Linked DNA regions of Homo sapiens: region 1 is linked to region 2. Evidence: read pairs that join two places in POLR2A ChIA-PET (ENCODE). Cell type or tissue: Panc1. All regions are shown on one strand. Links, peaks and the distances in the headings refer to the core of each region. The heading gives the core; the rest is flanking DNA.

Evidence for each region. ChIA-PET counts read pairs that join two places held together with the same protein. Peaks named below come from ENCODE experiments on the same cell type or tissue, not always from the same donor. Only the 100,000 strongest peaks of a DNase experiment are listed, where the experiment ranks them.
Region 1: POLR2A ChIA-PET joins it to region 2 with 16 read pairs; 2 of 35 experiments call an interaction of 5 or more read pairs at or near these places.

The regions. Positions count from the first base shown.
Region 1 is chr3:45,316,527-45,325,183 of GRCh38, reverse strand. All of the region lies in intron 2 of LOC105377061 (a long non-coding RNA gene), which reads right to left. Among named protein-coding and RNA genes, the nearest start is that of LARS2, 68 kb to the left of the region's middle. RefSeq lists an enhancer at 2,685-3,185. In Panc1, for the core only: no CTCF peak of the experiment used is centred there; no DNase peak of the experiment used is centred there.
Region 2 is chr3:45,640,939-45,649,595 of GRCh38, reverse strand. All of the region lies in intron 2 of LIMD1 (LIM domain containing 1), which reads right to left. Among named protein-coding and RNA genes, the nearest start is that of LIMD1-AS1, 44 kb to the left of the region's middle. RefSeq lists an enhancer at 2,002-2,503. In Panc1, for the core only: no CTCF peak of the experiment used is centred there; DNase peaks (open chromatin) are centred at 2,325, 4,605, 4,941 and 5,354; H3K4me3 peaks cover 805 bases; H3K27ac peaks cover 6,029 bases.

The sequences.
Region 1 (8,657 bases), core at 125-8,124, 320 kb after region 2:
AAGAAATTGATCATCTTCTCCAAAAGTCAACATCATAAGGGACAAAAAGGTTGAGGAACTATTTTAGACTAACACAGACTAAAGGTGCACAGGGACTGAACACAATGCCCAAACCTTGATGGGGTCCTGACTCAGAACCAAGTCTCAAAGACATTGTAGGGACAGATGAGGAAAGTTGAAGGTTGATTTGTGTCTTGGTTTTCTCTTGGCCACACTACAGATGTGCTGCTCGGTTCACAACTACCTGATCGGCAGAAGTTTCACCCCCAGAATCACCGTCTATATTAGATATACCCAGAGAAGCCATCACAATATGTTGCTAAACCTAGGAGGGATTATGCGCAACTTCAAAATAGCAAAATTTCCTTCTCCGTTTTACATAAAATACCTATCAGAAAACTCTCTAAAATCGGTCTAGGTCTACTAAACTTTCAGTAGGTACCCTATGATTAAATATTAATTTCTTGGCTTATTGGACGAGTAATTATTCCTGTGACTCCCATGTGGTAGAGCAACATGAGGCACAGAGGGTGGGTGGAGGAAGACAAAGGAGACTGCCTGGCACTGTGCCCCCATCTCCCCACAGGAACCCGACATCATCCAAGTCAATCCTGAGCCCCAGGGAGGTTGGGGGTTTCTATGTCTAATTAACAAAAGAAACTCTTGGTTGAGGGCCCAGAATTTCTATACAAGTAGCCAATTTTAGCTCACAAAATTTTGCTATTTGGTTCAAAAACCTCTGTTTGAGGGTGGAGGGACAAAAATATCTAACTTCTAATAATTGTCCCTAAGGTTTAGACAATGGCCTATAATTTACAGAATTATTACACAGACACATCACATTGAAGAGACTCCAAATGTAAGTGGGCAACTGTTCCTTTCAGGCTCAGACTGCTTCCTGGCTGGAGAGAATTTTCCCTGGTCTGCACTGTCCTCTCTGGTGCAGGATGCCAAAGAGTGGGGAGCCCATGAACCTGTGTGGTAGGTAAAGTAGGAACTGTTATCCCCATTTTACAGACTATATAAAGCAAAATTATGTTTATAGGTAATATATAAAATATATATGCATTGATATATTTTACATATACTGTGTATAACATATAAAATATAGGAGATGGAGGCCAGGTGCGGTGGCTCACGCCTGTAATGCCATTACTTTGGGAGGCCAAGGCGGGTGGATCACAAGGTCAAGAGATTGAGACCATCCTGGCTAACACGGTGAAACCCCATCTCTACTAAAAATACAAAAAATTAGCCGGGCATGGTGGCGGGTGCCTGTAGTCCCAGCTACTAGAGAGGCTGAGGCAGGAGAATGGCATGAACCTGGGAGGCGGAGCTTGCAGTGAGCGGAGATCGCGCCACTGCACTCCAGCCTGGGCGACAGAGCGAGACTCTGTCTCAAAAATATATATATGTGTGTGTGTGTGTGTGTGTGTGTGTGTGTGTGTGTGTGTGTATTATATGAGATGGACACTCAGAGAGGCTTCAACTGCCAACTCCCCACAAAATGCCACCTAAATAACCTGTGGAGCCGGCAGAGCTCAGCTGATTGCTTTCTTCAAGAGAGGCCACTGCCTCAGAACAGGCAGCTCAAGGGTGCCATATCTATGTGATTTGGGGGATATGGTTTAAGATGAGTCTTCATTGAGGTGCAGCTGACTGGCTGGGATTAGATGAAGTTCTTCACTCCCATCCTCCCAGTATAGAGTGCAGTGGTGTGATCATGGCTCACTGCAGCCTCCACCTTCCAGATTCAAGTGATTCTCCCACCTCAGCCTGGGACTTTAGGTGTGCACCACCATGCTTGGCTAATTTTTGTATTTTTTATAAAGATGGTGTCTCATCATTTTGCCCAGGCTGGTCTCAAACGCCTGGACTCAGGCAATCTATTCGCCTCAGCCTCCCAAAGTGCTGGGATTACAGGCATGAGCCACCACGCCCGGCCTGAAGTTACTGATATAAACTTTGAGGATTGGGAGACACAGAGTGGGGAAAGTTTGAATGAACCTTAAGAGTAAACGGTTGCTTGATAAGCCCAAATGAACAATGCATTGTTTGAGAAAGGGTCTTCTTACCCAAATGAAGTCTAGTTGAGTGATAAGTAAAAGTGCAGATAAATGGATTTTCAGAAAGTTAATAAAACAAATAATAAAGTTATTTATAACTTTTTCTTACTGGGCAGGAATTTCTTGCAGAGAATGGGGGGATAATTTTAATGTAGACAGTCTTATACTTAATCCCATTAAACGTGGGGCTGCAGGTGGCTTCCTTCTCAGCAGTAGGGCACAAGGTCCCTCCATGAGAAGCTGGGTGCGCTGGAACTTGACCTCAGTCTCCTGGATCCAGGCTCCTGCCCCTTCCCTCACACCACAATGCCAGTCTTCAACAGTGGTGCTGAGCTCACCCTGCTCAGGCTGCTACAAGACCCCTCTGATAGAGTTCAATCAGACTCTGCACTAGATGCCAACTCATGACCATGGTGGCTCCTCAATGGGTACTGGGGTAAAAACACAGGGCAGGGTCTCAGGAGAGGGCGCTATGGCCTTGGAGTGAGCGAGACCCAAGAATAATGTACCTGTCTGAAGAGTGTCCCCCCAAAATTCAGGTCTAATTGGATCTTATTTGGAGATAGGGTCTTTGTAGATAAAATTAGTTAGGATGAGGTCATACTGGATTAGGGTGGGCCCTAAATCCAATGACTAATGTCCTCCCAAGAAGGTCACATAAAGACACAGGAAAGAAGGCTCTGTGACATCATGACAGTGGCAGAGATTGGCTACAAACCAAGGAACACCCAACGATTTGGGGGCAACCACTAGAAGCCAGGAAGAGGCATGGAAGGATTCTCCCCTAGAGCCTTCAGAGGGAGCATGAGACACCTTGATTCAGACTTCTGGCCTCCAGAACCGCAAGAGAATACATGTCTGTGGTTTTAAGCCCCCAGCTGGTGGCACTTTGTTATAGTAACCATGGGAAACAAATGCGGATGCTGCCTGAGCAGATCTGCCAAGTGCAGCACACACCTGGGCTTGTTTCCCCTGAGCGGGAGCCCACAGCACCCTGGGTAGGATGGGCAGCCTCCCTAGGACTGCGGAGGGGCAGGGGCAACCTCACACAGACAGGGTGGGGTGTCCGGATCACAGCCTTTTCTGGCAGTCTGTCCACTCTGCCAACATTCAAGAAAGGACTCTTTAAAAAAAAATGTCTCCCAACAAAATCAATTCTGGAAAAGCTTCAAAACACAACACAGCTCCCCACTGTGCCTCTTAATTTTCCCCTCCAGAGGAGACAGTCTCGTACCTCATCAGTGCCTCAAAGGAAACAGAACAATCCAGTGCTGTGCTAGGGACAGCGCTCGTGGGCAGGCAGAGCTCACTGTCCTGCCTCCTGGCGGGTGGGCACAGTCACAGTCACAGGGCTTCTGTGAGGACAGGAGTCCTCAGAAACCTGGGACACTTCAGGTTCCCCAACAGGAGCTCTGCCGTTTTAGAGGCCTGCACTGAGCTCTGAGCTAACCCACCCACTTGTTACTGGGATCCAGAAGATTTCTCAGCCCAAAAGTGGCTTGATTGTTTTCTCTATGAGAAACAGGCTTTAATAATAATTAATTTGGCAAACTATAATCGGGGGTTCATGTGAGGATGCTGCAGTGACTCTTGTCGGAAATCAAGAGATGAAGGACACGAGGTCCCACCCCCAGGGCACCATCTATAAGAAATATTAATTAGACTTTGAATGCTTATATTTCCAAAGTGAATCCTTGCACATCCTCTCATCAACCCTCCCCATCGTGCTGATGAGAAGCCTGAGGCTCAAAGAGGCTGAGAGATTTGCCCTGTCTTAGCGTTCATGGGGACTCTCACCCACAGTGCGGGGAGCTGGAACCAGAGTTCCTTCCTCTGGGGACACGATATGTACACATGTTAGCAGGAAGTTAAGGAGGAATGGCAGGTGGCAGGAGGCAGTCCAAGCCCGCGGCCAGAGTTCCAAATTGATTCTTGGGTGAGAGAGAGAAGAGCCTATTGAAAATCCCCATAGCAACAAGACAGAAATCTGGGGGCACCCAGCCCCTGAAGTTTGGGGTGGTGTGGGCAGGGGTGGGAGAATGTAGAGCCTCAAATGTGGTCTTCTGACACAATCTCCAAAGACAGAACAGTGAAGGATTGAAAAGATGAACCACTCATCATTTAGAGTGGGGGTCTCAGTCTGTTATTACAGGCAACCTGGCGGGTGGGGAACTTTAATATCATGAGGCCAGGTCCCAGCCCCAGAGATTCTGACTTCACCATTCAGGGGTGGCCTGGGCATCGGGATTATCAGAACTCCCCGGGGACTTAGAGATCTCTCCGTGTTCATAATCCTATGTTGGTGTTTTTTTCTCCTCCTCCTTGTTTTCTAAAAATTTCACAAGGATCCCCAGAAGGTGTGAGCAGGGCAGGGGATTAACAGACCACACAGAGGCCTGCCTGGGTCTAGGTGAGGAGAGCAGGCCTAGAGGATACTGTGTATGTGTGTTTTTAAAATTAGGAACGGTTTACATGGAGTAAAATTGACCCTTTGAAGTTTACAGTTTTGTGAGTTTTGATTGATGCGTATAATCCTGCAACAATCCCACAATCAAGACATAGAACAGTTTCATCACCCAAGGGACGTTCCTGAATGGAGTTGCAGTGACGATTTAGGCTCCAAACCCGAATCCCCTAAATTCTCTGCCCAATCAAAGAAGTGTATCTGCAGTTCCTTCTCCTATTTCCGGGCCAGGCAACTTTCCTGATAGTTGGAAGCAATGATTTATCCAACAACCCATCTCAGCCTCGTTAGAGCCTGTGTTGAAAAAGCCAGGTTGCTAATGTCACTTTTCTTCCTTCTCCCGAGACCAATTTTCTGGACCTGAATAGCACCCACAGCCAACACCTTTTAAGATCACTAAAGCGACTTCCATGGGAGAAAAAAAAAATCACCCATTTCTCAAAGCAATCACAAGCGCTTTCCTCATGCAGCTGTTCCCAGCTCCTGAGAAATCATTTAATTGGTTTGGAGGTCACAGGATCCTCTTCCATGGTTTGGAGGTCACAGGATCCTCTTCCAATTAGGGTCTCATGCCAGCTGCCATCTGCACTGGGGACAATCGGACTGGGCTTTGTAAGACAAACAAGTCCATCTGAGAGGCAGCCACAGTCCTTCAGCAACCAGCTGGCTCCTTCCACAAGGCAGCCTGTCTGTAGCCTAGAGCTCATCGTTGCCTCCAGGTCTGTTATGTGGGACCAGAATGAAATAAACAGAACAAATATTTTCAACTCAGCCTCTTTCCCTTTTCCAGAGCAGCCCCCATGAGGATAGATGGGGTTGGCAGGGTAGTGGGGCCATTCCGGATCTTATCTTTCAGCCGTAGTGGAAGGAGAGCTTCCTGCCATGGCTCGTTGGCATGTCGACTCTATTGCCCCCTTCCCTACGATGCTCATACCGTATTAAATCTGCCTCTGTTTCAATGCCAGGGAGGGGACCCACTGAGGAGCTAAGTGTCAGGAACATGGTGAACAGGGGGTGGTGTGTACATGGGAGTATTTAACAAAATGTTCCCAAGTTGGGAGGACTTGCAAGAAAATGGAGGGAGGGAGGACGACTTAGGCCAAATGGTGGAGTCAACAAAGCCCCAGCTCCTGTGATTCCTCCTCCACAAATCCCTCCTGGAATCATGCCTCTAAATGTCTAAAGGGACATCTACTGTGCTCCCAGGGCCCTGAGGATCAGCTCCCCGCTGAGCCTTGGAGTGACTCCAGTTCAGGAGTCACACCCTCCCAGACAGACCAGGGCTGTAGGCCTTCAGGTAAAGCTGCGTGGCTAAACCTATATTGAGGAAGATTTATCTGGACCCCTACCCTAACTCCAACACATTAATACTTGTTTTTCCTGGGGCTGGGGGAGGGAAGCCCCCTGCTGCCCTGACCTAAGCCCACCCTGGAACTGTGGCAGAAATGGTAGCTCCACAGACCACCCTTCCTTGTGGATGAAACTTGTACATGCCCTCATTAGGCCCAGAACTGCCTAATTAACTCTTGAGTTAGAGAATCCTTGAGTCAAAAGCAAATCATAAAGGGGAAAGCCTGGGCCAGAGCCTTTATTTATTAGGGTTTCTGTGGGAAAGATAAGGTGGGATAGGGTAAGCAGTTTAGGAGTAAATGATTCTGGATGGCTTTGGGGCCATAGAGGTTGTTCCTAGTTGTCTGACACTCACTGGGCCCTGGGTTGATGTAGGGCGGGGGGCGGGGTGGAGGGAGTAAATCCAGGGCTCAGGCTTGGTTAGTTTTCATATGAAAGGCATCCTCAAGGGAGCCCTTTGCTATCTCTAATAATTGGCTAGCCCTGGGAGGAGCAGTCTCTCTCAGCAAGGTCAGAAATGCTAGAGCATCAAGAATACAGAAAATAAGAAAAGAGAGGAATTGGCCCAGTGATGAAAGGATGTCAAACAGATAAATTCAGAGTCTAAGAAAACACAGTTAAAACAGAGGTCCCATTCCCCTCTCTCTGCCTTCCCAGCCACCTGTCCCACTGTTACAGTAGGTAGCTAATCAGACATGAGCAGGACAGAAGAGCCCCACCACCAACAACCAGGAGTGTCAGGTGACCATCAGGTGATAGGCAGTTTGTTAACTGTCTTTCTTTTTTTCTTTATTTTTTTTTTTAGATGGAGTTTTGCTCTTGTTGCCTAGGCTGGAGTATAATGGTGCAATCTCGGCTGACTGCAACCTCTGCTTCCCGGGTTCAAGTGATTCTCCCACATCAGCCTCCCAAGTAGCTGGGATTACAGGCACCCACCACCAAACCCAGCTAATTTTTTTTTTTTTTTTTTTTAGTAAAGAACATCCACCTGCCTTGGCCTCCCAAATTATTGCTGGGATTACAGGTGTGAACCACGGCCGCTGGCCTTAACTGTCTTTCTAAAATAATAATTGATTGCAGCCAGCACCAGGGAAAGGCAGTCTCCCAATAAACAGAAACACCTGAAACTGGTGATCAGCTGCTTCCTGGTAAGATTTCAGGAGTTAGGTGAGTGCACTCATGCACGTACACTAAAAGGCAAAATGGCAGAATTTAACTGGTATATGACCTTCTCTAGGAATGCTAGAGATTGGTAAGGGAAGAATGTCTCTAGTGAGCATGCGTATAACTCCAGTAAACACACTGTATTTGTGGCTGGCCCCTCGCAAGGGCTAACAGGCCATTGTGCATGCAGACAGCCCACCCCAGGGGAAGAATCAGGGGCAGAAGGCACGCAAGGCCCTGGAAGCATGCCAACGTATAAAACCCCAAGTCAGAGGTCAAACAGAGCACTTGATCTCTCAAGCTGCCCACTTGGCCCTCTTCCAATTATACTTCTTTTCATTCCTGCTCTAAATCTTTTTAATAAACTTTCCCTCCTGGTCTAAAACTTGCCTCGGTCTCTCCTTCTATCTTGGGCCCCTCAGTCGAATTCTTTCTTCTGAGGAGGCAAGAATCGAGGTTGCTGCAGACCAGTACAGATTCGTCACGAGTAACATACGTTGGTGCTTCGTGACTCTAATACGTTCCCTAGTGCTAACAACACCTGGGCCCTGATGGTCAGGAAACTCATCCTCCTCTGGCTCTCCTGTCAGCCCCGCAGAGCCCTTATGACCATGTTGAAACTCATTGTTTTTCAAACCCCAAACTTGTCAAGATCGTAGATTCTTTCCCTTCTGAGATAGAGTGTAAGAGAGAAGTTCTTAACTCCTTCCCCCTATGCCCTGCCAGGGTTCCTTAGCTCCAAATGGCTCAAGCTCTTCAGAAAGGGCATGGCAAAGAAGCCATAGGATGGTGCAGTCAGCAAAGAGACTGCTGGGCATTCTTTTTTTTTTTTTTTTTTGATACAGAGTCTCGCTCTGTCACCCAGGCTGGAGTGCAGTGGCGCAATCTTGGTTCACTGCAACCTCTACCTCCTGGGTTCAAGCAATTCTCCTGCCTCAGCCTCCTGAGTAGCTGGGATTACAGGCATGCACCACCATGCCTGGCTAATATTTTAGTAGAGACAGGGTTTTACCATGTTGGTAAGGCTGGTCTCAAGCTCCTGACCTCTTGATCTGCCTGCCTCAGCCTCCCCTGCTAGGCACTCTGAACCAGCCAGAGGCCTCTGTCTACCTGTGGAATCACTTCATTCTAGCCGGTGTGTCTGGCTCATGTTTCTTAATGCACACCCCTTGGCCACAGTGCACTGGAGCCAGCTTGTGCCAGCTCAGGAGAGCCCATCATGTGCATTTCTTCCTGGCTCTATTCAGAAGCGTCATGCTGACAGTTTGAAATGGGCCATGGTGGGAGTATTTACACCACAGTAATCAGCAAACTAAGACCCAGAGCTACCTCTCTCTCCAGAGCTGGTTGTTAAATAGACACTAGCCCTCCCCTGCCTGAGGCCAGGTTTCTCATAGAAACAAGTCAGTACCACACCTCCTCTCCAAAAAACCAGATCAACAGGGCTCTTCTCTCCTCAAATGCTCCATGGTACAGAAACTCTATCCTTTCCTTGGATTCATTTACTCCATAGTCAAACCTCAGGCTTCTTTTTTCCTTTTTCTTTTTTTTTTTTTGAAATGGAGTCTCACTCTGTCGCCTAGGCTGGAGTGCAGTGGCGTGATCTCAGCTCA
Region 2 (8,657 bases), core at 186-8,185:
CATTCTGCTGCCTCAGCCTCGCCAGTAGCTGGGACTACAGGCACCCGCCACCATGCCCGGCTAATTTTTTGTATTTTTAGTAGAGACGGGGTTTCACCATGTTAGTCAGGATGGTCTCGATCTTCTGACCTCATGATTGGCCCGCCTCGGCCTCCCAAAGTGCTGGGATTACAGGCGTGAGCCACCGCGCCCAGCCAAAAAAATATATTTTAAAATAAAAAAATGAAAGAAAGATAAATTCAGAATACAAAAGTTTAAAGAATTCATCACCAAATCAGCATACGAAAAAGAAAAAATGTTAAGAGAAGTCCTTCAAGCAGAAGGAAAAATGGTACCAGATGAAAACCTGAATCTAAACAAAGGGATGAGAAGGAGCAGAAATGGCAAATGCGAGGACAAGTGAGACTTTTTTCTTATTAGTTAAATCTCTTTAAAACATTTAGAAGAAAACATGGACATGAATCTTTGTGACCTTGGGTCAGCCAATGTTTTCCTACAAAAAGCACCAAAACACTGGCAAAAAAAGAAAAAAAGTAGATAAATTCTACTGCATCAAAATTTAAAGCCTTTGTGCTGTAAACAATACCATCAAGAAATGAAATGACAGTCCACAGAATGAAAGAAAATATTCCCAAATCCTATACAAAGAACGATTAAGACTCAATAATAAAAAGACAATCCAAGTAAAAATGAGCAGGGAATTGAGAAGACATTTTTCCAAATAAGACATACCAATGGCCAATAAATGTATGAAAAGATGCTCAACATCATTAATCATCAGGAAAATGCAAATCAAAACCCACAATGAGATCCAACTTCACACCAAATAGGATAGTTAGAATAAAAAAACTAGATAAGCCTAAGCGTTGGCAAGGATGTGGAAATACTGGAACTCTCATACATGGCTGGTGGGAATGTAACATGGTAGAGCTTCTTTAAAAAACAGGTCCTCAAAAGGTTAAACACAGTTACCATATGACCCAGCAATTTCACTCCTAATATTTACCCAAGAGAACAGAAATGATACATTCACATAAACACCTGCCTAGGAATGTTCATAGCAACATTATTTATAATAGCCAAAAATAAAAACAAGTGTCTATCAACTGCTGAATGGATAAACAAAATATGGTACATCTATACAAGGGAATACTATTCAGCCATAAAAAGAAATGAGATACTGATTCATACTACAACGTGGATGAACCTGGAATGCACGCTAAGTGAAAAAAGCCAGACACAGAAGATCATATATTGTATGATTTCATTCATATGAAATATCCAGAATAGGCAAATCTATAGGGATAGGAAGATCAGTGGTTGCTTAGGGATGAGGGAAGGTGAGTAAGGAGGTGAAGTGATGAGTACCAGGTAATGGGGAAGTGTCACCTTTATTTATTCCAACATTTATTCTGTGTTCAGAATTATACTAAAGGTGCTGAAGGGTTATAAGGAGTAAAATCATGATCAGTTAAACCCTGTCCCTATTTTTCCCAAAACTGATCACCTAGGGGGAGATAGAGATTCCTGCAAACAGTTTCAATCTAATCATAATTGAAAACACCATAGGACAGGCAAATGAAGGGTGCACATGGGACCCAAGATCAGGAGAGTAGCAATGGAGATGGCAATGGAAGACACTGAAGGGAGAGTGATATTCACCTGGGTGGTGATGGAGGCTAAGGGTGACAAGGTACAGGGGTAGAAAAGGACAGGTGATGTGCAGTGTGGCCAGGGACTTCAGCACTTCGGGAGGCTGTGGGGCAGCGGAGGAGGGGGATAGTTAGAAAGAAAGAAGACAGGAAGGAAGTTAGAACTAATTTAAGGAAATGTCTTAAACACCAGGCAAAAGAACTGGACTACAATGTTAAGGCAAAAAGTAGCTGAAGGTCTCTGAGCTGTGGAGTGGCCTCCTCGCTGCTGTGCCCAGAGACCAGACTGGAGGTGACAGCAGTGATCCATGCAAGAGACAGAGACGCTCTGCCCAAAACAGGGCATATGGGACCCTGCTGGCATCCAAATGCCACCAATGGTGACCATTGCAGGGCTGCTGCGGATGTGGAGAGGCAGCTGTCACCCTGCCCCTGAACACAGGGAAGGGCCTGCATCCTCTGGCCAGGCATTGGATTTGCCGGACCCCCAGGCTGACCCGTGCCCTGCTATGCATCTGGTCCTTGAAAACCTGGCCACAGGATCCACACTCAGCCAGCCTCAGTACTCCTGGGAAGAGTCTGGGAGCTCCCATGGTAAGAGTTCACTTCCCCTTTAAACTTTAACTGGCAAGAAGGTTATGTTGGCTTTGAGTCATCAAATCAACAGGATCTTACGCAGCAGATGGTTATGAAGACTATGAAGCAATGAGGGAAAAGGCATATGATATATTTCTAAGTGGAAAAAGCAGGGCATAAAAGCAAACATACACTGTGATGACAACCAGGCAAAAACGTCTATGTAGGCACAGCATACATTTTTGGGGGTTCTTTTTGGTATTGAATTATAGGTGATTTTCTTCTCCCATATACATTTTTTGACAATGTGACTACATTGACTTGGTGATGTATAAAATATCAAAAACAAGAAACTTCATGAATAATTTCCTACTAATAAGTGAACTCTGGCTAAGATTTAGAGGCCGGGCATTGTGGCTTGCACTTGTAATTCCAGCACTTTGGGAGGCCAAGGCGGGAGGATCACTTGAACCCAGGAGTTTGAGACCAATCTGGGCAACATAGTGGGACTCCAACTCTACAAAAATTAATTTCAAAAAAATTAGCCAGGGGACTAAAGGGACTGAGGTGGGAGGATCACTTTAGCCCATGAGGCAGAGGTTGCAGTGAGCCATAATGCAGCACTGCACTCCAGCCTGAATGGCAGAGTGAGACTGTCTCAAAAAAAAAAAAAAAAGATTTAGGAACAAGAGGCTTTACATGCAGTCCAATACAGTAGCCACAAGCTGTACATGGCTACTAAAATAAATTTAAACTTTAATTAATTAAAATGAAATAAAATGGAAAATGCAGTTCCATAGTCACACTAGCCACATTTCAAGTGCTCAAGAGCCCCAGGTGGCCAGTAGCTGCTGTGTTAGATGGTGCAGGTCTACAGGTCAGAGAGAGGCCAGAGGACTGAAGTCCACATGAAGGTCAAGTGGGCTGGTGGTGAGGCCCACTGCAGGGCCACAGCCAAGTTCCCAGCTAACTTCATCACAATCCCCCAGGATGCTCCCCCTGCACACACAGATCTCAGAAATCAGGATCTCTGCAGGCAGAGGCAGAGGTCGGCACTGCAACAGGCCCCTTGTGATGGCGACTGACGCACAGTGAGGGGTGAAGGCCATGGATATGGTGGCAAGTGTATACACAGTGGCCACCTGCCCCTGGGCACGAACACACTTCCCCACTCACCAGCTGGGCAACCGCTCTGAGACCCCATGACCTCTTGTGTAAGATGAGTGTGGCTGGAAGGCAAGCAAGGGACATAAGAAGACAGCCACGTGCAGCTTGTGGCTACTGTACTGGACTGCATATAAAGCCTCTGGTTCCTAAATCTTTTTTTTTTTTTTTTTTGAGACAGAGTCTCGCTCTGTCACTCAGGCTGGAGTGCAGTGGCACGATCACGGCTCACTGCAATAAATGCAATAAATGCTCCACAGACAGCAGCTTGTATTACACTGGCTTACAGGCATGGATCCACTGATGGGCAACTATGGGTGCAAACAAAACTGTTGGTGAAAGGAGGAGAGAGGAGGGAAGGGAAAGAGAAGGAGAAGGAATCTGAAGGGGCCAGAGCCAGGGGCAGAAATCTAAGAGAAGAGCTGAGAGACACATGAAGAAGGGATACCCTCAGTGAGATGAGAGGGCCACAGAAACCTGAGGAGTGCCTACAATGCCAGAATACAGTCAGGCCTAGGTAAAAGAGTTTACTCCCTAACCCAGGACTCTGGCTCTGAGATGAGGCACTGCGGTGCAACATCTTCCTGCTAATTACGGTGTGATGCTCCTGGCGTACTGGAGTGCTCTTCATTCTCCTCTTCCACTTGAGAAGACAGGTGACACCCTGGGCACCGCCAAGTATCACCCTTGGTCTGGGACTACCACGGAGGAAAGGTACAGACTTCCAACAAAAACCAGACATGTGCAATATCAGGAGCTTAGGATGCAGACATGGCCACATAAGGTATAGGTTACACCAAAGTTAGCCTCTACAATATACTGCGAAACCTCTCAGACTGTGTTCAGACGATAGGAACAAAGGAATCTGATGGTCTTCCCTGTCAGGGACTTCCTGGCCTCTGACTGAACCAGCAGAGTCTGACCTGGGAAACCAGGTTTGGCCCCAACTCCAGTGCACTAGCAGAACTAGGCTTGCAGGAGACGGACACAAGAGACCCTTTGATAACCAAAGTAAGTGGCCCCTCCACTCTCTTCCGATCCCTGCAGCCCTCTGGCCAGCTCCAGCCTATTTTGGTTGCTTCCTGATCTTTCCTGTGCCCACTGATTTCCTTTAGCATCTGCCCACTCTTCCTTTCTCACATTCTTGATCTTCAGCTTTTTCCTTAGGTCCTGCTGACTCATTCAGCTCATACAGAACTGCTGAATATGATGAGAAATATTCGGACAATTCGACAGCTCAGAAACTCAGGGATTAAAGCCCTTAGTCCATTTCTCTACTATGGGTGCATCCCATGATTGAATTCTACCTCCCCTATTCCCAGCCCCAGGCCACTCTCCTGCACTCACAACTCGAGGGTGGCCAAAAATCCAGTCTCTGTTGTCACACAACCCCAAGGCAGCGGCTGAACCTGAAAAGTCAAGGCAAGGCCCCATGGCTACAGCCCGGCTCCTGTCTTTGGCAAATACTCTCTCTAAGCAAAGGTAATTTAATACAGTGGCTAACAGCAAGAGCTGTGGATCCACAGGTCTTGGGTTCAAGTGCTGACCACACCACTTAACAGTGACGAAACCAACCACAAACTAAACTCTCCAAGCCTCAATCTGTACATCTTAAGTTGAGAGTAATAATAATAATGAACGTTGAACTCCCTGAATTGTTACAGGATTTAGTGCGCCGCCATGGGTGGAGGAGGGTTATGCGGTGTCAGGCCCACGGTAAGCTAGAAAGCTTACCCAAAATTATCTATAAATATCGCAGTGACTGTTTTACAGAAGCAGACCTGCATGAATTAAAGGAAGACCTCCCTAGTTCAGGCTTAACTCATTCAAAATGTGTAAGCATTTTCAGGGGCTGGGTTGACGAGGTCATTTACAAAGTCAACAAAAAAGGGAAAGGATTTCAGATGCAGTATTTAGACTTTGTAAGAAAAACAAAATAGCTGGCAAGAACCCTCCAGTCCTTCAGAGGCGAACTAACTGGTGAGTCAATCACCAAGGACTTATTCATTCGCTAAGAACCTCTGTTCCACAACACTAGGCTTGGTCCTAATTGTTTTATTTATCTCAAGTAACAAAATGGCATTTTGTGAGTGTTCTAGATGCAGGCTTTTTATTACTAAGAAAGGCTTTCTTCCAACTGGGTCTCAACAAGTGAGATTTTACTATAAATCCCATTCGCAGTCTTCAACAGCCATGGACATTCGGTTTTTGGAAGGTGAAATGAGCAATGGTATATAATCTTAGTTTTGCTTTTTTCTCCCCACTAAGGCATGGCTGGCAGGTCACAGTGCATCTTACACCGAGCAATACAAACAGTAGGTTACACCACTGCAATTCATTCTGGCCTTGACTTACACATTCCAGCACCATCCCAAGTGGACCCCGTCTGGCCCTCTGCAGCCTTCCACTGAGCTCGGACCTGCACTAGGCGTAATTTCTGTCAACTGTGGGACTGGCTGCTTCCCAGCTTCCATCCCCAAGGTGGGCACCCCCCTGCTCCATGGGCTTCTGGCGGGGAGAGTATATTTACCTAGTCCATCATTTTCCGTCTCATATCACCGAAAAACTAATAGGAATCATGACACTAACATGGCAAGTAGGATGGAATTTGTTTAGTCTGTGAAATGAACGTCTTAGTTTTTAAACCTCAATCTGCCTGGAGTGAGCACACAGGACCTTGCCTACTTCTCCCTCACAGACCATTCTTTTTTTTTTTTTTGAGACAGAGTCTCACCCTGTCGCCCAGGATGGAGTACAGTGGCGCAATCTTGGCTCACTGAAAACTCCGCCTCCTGGGTTCAAGTGATTCTCCTGCCTCAGCCCCCCAAATAGCTAGTATTATAGGCATGTGCCACCACATGCGGTTAATTTTTGTATTTTTAGTAGAGATGGGGTTTTGCCACATTGCCCAGGCTGGTCTCAAACTCGTGACCTCAAGTGATCTACCCGCCTCAACCTCCCAAAGTGCTGGGATTACAGATTGAGCCACCACGCCTGGCCTCCCAGACTATTCTTGAAGGTGCCGAGAAGTCCACTCAACCCCACAAGTCAGCGTGTTTTTCCTCCTCTCATGCTGCTGCTTCTGAGGCACAGGTGGGAGCCAGCCTCCCTCAGACAGGCCACTTGACATGTAAGTAGACACAGCTGTCAACAAAGGCCACTCCTGTCCTCTCCACAGACCTCCCTCCCACTCCAGGGTGTGCCAACAGCTTCCTGAGAGTGTCCAGTGCCAGTGGGGGGGCATGGCCGCCTGGGGTGGGCAGAGCCTGAGGGGAGAGGAGGGAGACCCACAGCACTCATCTCCACGGCAACCAAACATTCCCAGCCCAAGGAGCACAGCAAAGAAGAAGGGAACTTGAACAAACCACACAAACGCCCACACCACAACCTGATGCTTACTGCTGGAACGAGCACCAAGGAAACAATCCCACAGAAGGAAAGAAAGATGCTGCACGAAGATGCTGGCTGGGGCTGTGTGTAACAACCTGCAAACCAGCCATTAACTGTGGCACAACTCATCCATCACCATGTAACTTAAAATTATTATTATGAACTATGACATGATGTTAAATTGAAAAGGATACAACATTGTTTATATACTATGATCGCAACTCTAAAAAATGTGTATAAACTTGGGGAAAACCTGGCAGGGAAAACATAAAAGTGACAGTAGCTGAGCTACAATGCTAACATAACAGGTTTCTGTCTTTAAAATTGTCTTTGCAGCAGCCAGATGTGGTGGCTCATGCCTATAATCCTAGCACTTTGGGACGCCAAGGCAGACAGACTGCTTGAGCCCAGGAGTTTGAGACCAGCCTGGGCAACATAGCAAGACCCTGTCTCTACAAAAAATAATAAAAAATAGCTGAACATGGTGGTGCATGTCTGTAATCCCAGCTACTCAGGAGGCTGAGGCAGGAGGATCGCCTGAGCCCAGGAGTTCAAGGCTGCAGTGAGCTGTGATCCCACCATTGCACTCCAGCTTGTACGACAGAGCAAGACCCAGTCTCAAAAAGAAAAAAAAAAAAAAGATACAATTTTCTCACAGCTTTCCCCATTGCTGCTTCTCATCAGCAGATGGGGAAATGTTCATATCCGTGTAAGGGAACCTGCCATGGTGCCTGGGAGAACTGCACATAGCCATGTATGCAAAGGTTTGCCTGAATCTTGGTGGAACACCTTGTAGGCTTCCAGAACATAAAAAGATGCACGGCTGTCTCTCATTCACCTCCCTATTCCCCCAGGAGCCTGTCACCAGACAGTGTCTCATCTCTAATGAGGTATGGGAATTTCTGCCTGCCTCTCAGAACAGAGCTGTGGGCTCTGAGACCACTTAGCTGCAGTCTAAAATTGCTTCTCAAAATCCCACTTATGTGGCAGTCATCAGCCCCTTTTGCTTCAGTGTCATCCTCTTCAGTGTATGGGACAAGGACCCAGGAAGATGGTACCTTTGACACATTCTTTGTGTTGCCTGCCTATGTAAGTAATAAACTGCCTAAAGTAACAGTGGCTTGTTGTATCTTTACCAAACTAGTCAGGCCCTGGACTTGCCCTGTAAATGTGTGTGAGCTTAACAGTATCCAAATACCATGGTTTAATGCAGTATCAATGGACCTCAGGAAGTATGTGTATATACCAACAGATACCTCCATATGCCATATGCTATATATATATAAAAAATATAAATAAAATAAAATATATATAATTATATATAAAATCTGGCTTTACATACTATATATAGTGTTTTAAACTAGATTTTCATAATTGAAATGGGAAAATAGAAAAGATACATATACAAGTATGTTCAGAAATACACACACTCACCAGACTCTATCAATAACCAAGATAAGATAAAGAACAGAGAAAACACACTTATTTTTGCTTGACTAGGTGGAAATAAATCAGAGGAGGGAGAACCAGAAAAACAAGGAAGTACAGGTGAGCATAGATTCAAGAGGTCTGGATTCCATGCCAGCTCCATAGCCAGGTTTTTGACCTTGAGAAATTCTTCCCCTGTCTGCCCCCATTTTCTCTTCTAAGAAGGAGGGGATGCCCTAGATGCACCCAGACCCCCAGCTGTGCCGTCTCCATGGTGTTGAGGCTCACAGAGACACACTCAGGACCTGCAGAGCTGAGACACAGAGCTCCCGGGTGCCTCCTTCTGCTGAAAACTGAGGTAAAGGGCAGCAATCTGGTAACTGAAAAAAGACAAGTCACCTCCAGTGTCTAAGAGAAGCCGCTGAGACACAAGCCCAGTCTCCAACA